Regions from separate parts of the Homo sapiens genome. Here region 1 is linked to region 2. Evidence: read pairs that join two places in POLR2A ChIA-PET (ENCODE). Cell type or tissue: CD4-positive, alpha-beta T cell. All regions are shown on one strand.

What was found. Peaks named below come from ENCODE experiments on the same cell type or tissue, not always from the same donor. Only the 100,000 strongest peaks of a DNase experiment are listed, where the experiment ranks them.
Region 1: POLR2A ChIA-PET joins it to region 2 with 5 read pairs; 4 of 35 experiments call an interaction of 5 or more read pairs at or near these places.

What each region holds. Positions count from the first base shown.
Region 1 is chr2:172,367,714-172,370,213 of GRCh38, forward strand. LOC107985960 (a long non-coding RNA gene) reads left to right here. Exons shown (of 6, transcript XR_001739773.3): 5 at 58-168; 6 at 2,363-2,460. Among named protein-coding and RNA genes, the nearest start is that of ITGA6, 59 kb to the right of the region's middle. In CD4-positive, alpha-beta T cell, no CTCF peak of the experiment used is centred here; no DNase peak of the experiment used is centred here.
Region 2 is chr2:172,433,912-172,436,411 of GRCh38, forward strand. All of the region lies in intron 1 of ITGA6 (integrin subunit alpha 6), which reads left to right. Among named protein-coding and RNA genes, the nearest start is that of ITGA6, 7.6 kb to the left of the region's middle. RefSeq lists an enhancer at 871-1,371. In CD4-positive, alpha-beta T cell, no CTCF peak of the experiment used is centred here; a DNase peak (open chromatin) is centred at 1,120; H3K27ac peaks cover 1,378 bases.

The sequences.
Region 1 (2,500 bases), 66 kb before region 2:
GAAACTACCTATAGGCATGCCTCGTTTTACTACCTTTTGCTTTATTGTGCTTCACAGATGCTGTGTTTTTTGCAAATGGACGGTTTGGGCAACTCTTTGTGGAGCAAGTCTATCGGTGCCATTTTCCCAACAACATGGATTCACTTCATGTCTCTGAGTCACATTTTGGTAATTTTCTCAATATTTTGAACTTTTCATTATTATTATATCTATTATGGTGATCTGTGATCATGTCTTTGATGTTACTATGGTAATCGTTTGGGGGTGCCAAGACCTGTGACCATGTAAAATGGCAAACTTAATTGCTGAATGTTGTGTGAGTTTTCTGACTCCTCCATAAATAGGCTGTCCCCCCACCCCCACCCCCCCACCATATCTGTTCCTCTCCTCAGGCCTCCCTATTCCCTAATTAGCAATTAGGCTAATTAATAATCCTACAATGGCCTCTGAGTATCTGAGTGAAAAGAAGAGTCACATATCTCTCATTTTAAATCAAAAGCTAGAAATGATTACGCTTAGTGAGGAAGACATGTCAAAAGCTGAGAAGGCTAAAAGTTAGGCCTCTCACACTAAACAGTTAGCCAAGTTGTGAATGCAAAGGAAAAATTCTTGAGGGAAATTAAAAGGGCTACTTAAGCAAACAAACAAATGATAAGAAAGTGAAACAGGCTTATTGCTGATATGGAGAAAGTTTTTGTGGTCTGGGTAGAAGATCAAACCAGCCATAACATTCCCTTAGGCCGAAGCCTAATAATCCAGTGCAAGGCCCTAACTCTCTTCAATTCTTTGAAAGCTAAGAGAAGTGAGGAAGCTGCAGAAGAAAAGTTAGAAGGTAGCAAAGGGTGATTGACGAGGTTTAAGGAAAGAAGCCATTTCCATAACATAATAGTGCAAAGTGAAGCAGCAAGTGCTGATGTAGAAGCTGCAGCAAGTGATCCAGAAGATCTAGCTAAGATGAAGGTGGCTACACTAAACAATAGACTTTCAATGGCAAAAACTGCAATTACTTTTGTACCAGCCTAATAGAAGAAATTGCCTTTCACTGGAAGAAGATGCCATCTAGGACTTTCGTAGCCAACGAGAAGTCAATGCCTGGTTTCAAAGCTTCAAAAGACAGGCTGACTGTATAGCTAGGAGTTAATGCATCTGGGTACTTTAAGTTGAAGCCAATGCTCATTGCCATTCTGAAAATTTTTGAGCCCTTAAGAATTATGCTAAAACTCCTCTGCCTGTGCTCTACAAATGGAACAACAAAGCCTGATGACAGCACATCTGTTTAAAGCATGGTTAGCTGAATATTTTAAGCCCACTGTTGAGATCTACTGCTCAGAAAGAAAGATTCCTTTCAAAATATTACTGCTCACTGACACTTTACCTAGTCACCCAAGAGCTTAATGGGTATGTACAAGGAGATTAATGTTGTTTTAATGCCTGCTAACACAACATCCATTCCATGGACCGTGGATCAAGGAGTAAATTTGACTTATTACTCAAGAAATACATTTTGTAAGGCTATAGCTGTCATAGACATTTCTCTGATATATCTGGGCAAAGTAAATTAAAAACATTCTGGAGAGGATTTACAGTTCTAGATGCACTTAAGAGCATTCATGATGCATGGAAAGTCAAAATATCAGCATTAATAGGAGTTTGGAAGAAGTTGATTCCAACCCTGATAGATGGCTGAGGGGGGTTCAAGACTTCAGTGGAGAAAATAACTACAGATGTGGTAGAAATAGCAAGAGAATTTGAATTAGAAAGGGACCCTGAAGATGTGATGAAATCGCTGCAATCTCATGATAAAACTTTAACAAATGAAGAGTTGTTTCTTATGGATGAACAAAGAAAGTTGGTTTCTTGATATATAATCTATTCCTGGTGAAAATGCTGTGAATGCATTGTCGAGATGACAACAAAGGATTTAGAATATTACATAAACTTAGTTAACAAAATAGCTCCAGGGTTTGACAGAATTGATTCCAATTTTCAAAGAAGTTCTACTATGGGCAAAATGCTATCAAACACCATTGCATGCTACAGATAAATCTTTCATGGAAGGAAGCGTCAGTCAATGTGGCAAACTTCATTGTTATCTGATTTTAAGAAATTGCCACATCCACCCCAATTTTCAGCAACCACCACTCTGATCAGTCGGCAGCCATCAACATTGAGGTAAGACCCTCCACCAGCAAAAACATTATGATTCACTGAAGGCTCAGATGATTGTTAGCACTTCTTAGCAATAAAGTATTTTAAATTAAAATGTGTACGTTTTTTAGACAAAATGCTATTGCATACTTACTAGACTAGAGTATAATGTAAACAACTTTTTTTTGAGACAGGGTCTCGTTCTCTCACTCAGGCTGGAGTGTGGTGGCGTGATCTTGGTTCACTGCAACCTCTGCTTCCTGGGCTCATGCGATTCTCCTGCCTCAGCCTCCTGAGTAGTTACAACTACAGGTACGTGCCACCAGGCCTGGCTAATTTTTGTATTGTTTTT
Region 2 (2,500 bases):
ACTGTGAGCTGGATACCCATGGAGGGTGGGTGGTGCAGTTATAGGTTGGGCTTACTGCTAAGGAATACCACCTGTCTGGTTTCCAGGCCTTCTTAGACCTCTATGACCTTGAAAGCACCCCCACACCTCCATCCCTAGGAGGCTGGATAACTTGCACAACACCCAGGGCAGGTTTGAAAACGATTTATTTTTCTTAGTTTTTTGCTTGGCACTAATGTTTGCTAGGAAGGAGCTTGTGGATTATTGATGACAAAACTGCCTAAGGTTGGAAAGTATGTGGGCAAATATGGAAGTAGTGTTTCCTTCACAGGTTTGTTAAACTGGCATTTAGATTTGCAAACACTGATCTCTTGGAATTAAGTTAAAAGGCTAATTGTTAATTAGCCCTGAACTGGGGCAGGTAGATGGGCCTCTCACCAGTGCAGGTCCCTGTCAACTAATAACAGGGTTTGATAACCACCATCAAATCTGCTATCTGGCTTTTCTGCTTAGATAAACAAGGCAAGACGATCTCAAACCAGCATACCGATTCCGAGGTTGGCATGTTTGTAGAAGACTGTTCTCAGGCCGCAGTGTGGCAGCAGACCCTCCCCAGTTCAGCCCCATGCCAGATTCCAACGTTGGATCCCACTGTCGCTTCATCTCATCCTAAATTGGCAGAAAGACTGTTTAGAAAACTAAGTCTCTAAAACCAATTAAATGGTAAAGAAGACTGTTCTGAATTAGGGGGAATGGGATGAAGTACCACTAAACGCAAGTCACAAAGGGCAAAAACTCATGACATGGAGCCGTGGGTATCTGCTTGCATGTTTATTTGCCAAGCGGCTAGTATATTTTGCATGTCATACAATCTGAAACTTACTTTTTTGAAAAGCCATTTCAGATATAGTATAAGAAAAGCCTTTGAGAGAAACATGCTTTCTAAGCCTGGGAGTACAGAAATAAAAATAAACTTTGCAATAATTTGAAAGGGGCACACTGGTTAGTTGAAGAGTAAGGAAGCACCCAGTAATGCCTCTTTACCCAAGAGCTCTGTTTGCTTTGCTCGGTGATATCAATGTCACTGTGGTTTCTTCATTTTGAAAAGGAAGTTCATTTGTACTGAGGTGGTTTTAAGTGTGTGTGTGTGTGTGTGTGTGTGTGTGTGTATGATGCAAATGATAATAAACATTTCAGACCCAGAGGGCAGAATGTCACTGAACCTAAGCCCTCCTGAGCCAAATAACTCCTTTGTCCTTGCAGAATCAGGAGCCCTTCTCTTCAGGATATGCTGCCATTATGATAAAGCATTGTGATGTAAAGTTAACGAGAGGATCCTTATCCAAGTGAATCACAGCCAAGGGGTGGAATGGTTGGCCTCTGGTAGGGATGCCCCATTCAGCAGCACTGAGAGTTTGGAGTTGTTCTGTTCTCTTTCCTTCTTGCTGAGGGTAGTAAGAAATCCTCCCTAGGCCCCATTCCCCTGATATATCTTGCGGGTGATGGCCTCTTACTGGCAGTGTGATTATGTATGTCCCTTTAGAACAAAGGTATCGAAACAATAAAAGTTGTGAAATGGAAATGTTTACAATTCTACAAGGCTCCAGAGAGATTAGAGATAGGTAGGAAAAAGGCCATTGTTTTCCAATCAAAGGTGCTGAGAACCTGTTGATTGGACCTAAGGAATCCAGCTTTGCCACGACACAAAACCCAAGAGTTTTGTTTCTTTTTTTTTTTTTTTTTTTTTTTTGTTGAGACAGAGTCTCACTCTGTTTGCCCAAGCTGGAGTGTAGCGATGCGATTTCAGCTCACTGCAGCCTTGACCTCCTTGGGCTTAGGCAATCCTCCCACCTCTGCCTCCCCAGTAGCTGGGACTGCAAGTGTGCAGCACCACACCCAGCAATTTTTTTGTGTTTTTAGTAGAGTCAGAATGCTACCATGTTGGCCAGGCTGGTCTCGAACTCCTGGATTCAGGCAATCAGCCTGGCTTGGCCTCCCAAAGTGTTGAGATTACAAGCGTGAGCCACCATGCCCAGCCCCAAGAGTTTTCAAAAAAGGAAGAGTTCAAAGAGGCTCAGAAATGATCAAGTGGACATACAGAGACATAATTTTAGGAAAGGGATATTATTAATATTTGCCAGTGAGTCCTCGTTACTGCTGGTGAGACTAGGCCCAGGTACCGACTTAAGGCGATACTTTGAAAAAGTTGAGAGGTGGCTTAAAGACCTGGGTGATGAATGAAGAAGACCTCCATGACTTTACAAGTGCAAAGAGAGATGGGTCTGGGCACTGCTGGGCCTTTTAGAGGCTCAAGGACAGTGGCCTTGGGGAAGGCTGAAGGAGACACCTATTGAATTAGATGGTGCCAAGGCTGAGGGAGGACTTTCGGGAATCCCAGACTAGAGAAGTGTTTTAATGCCAAGAACATGGGAAACCCATTTCAGATACTGTATCAGATAAGCCAGCTTAGAAAAGCACCTTCTAAGGCTTGCCCTATATTTAGAAAGGGCTGCTACAGAGG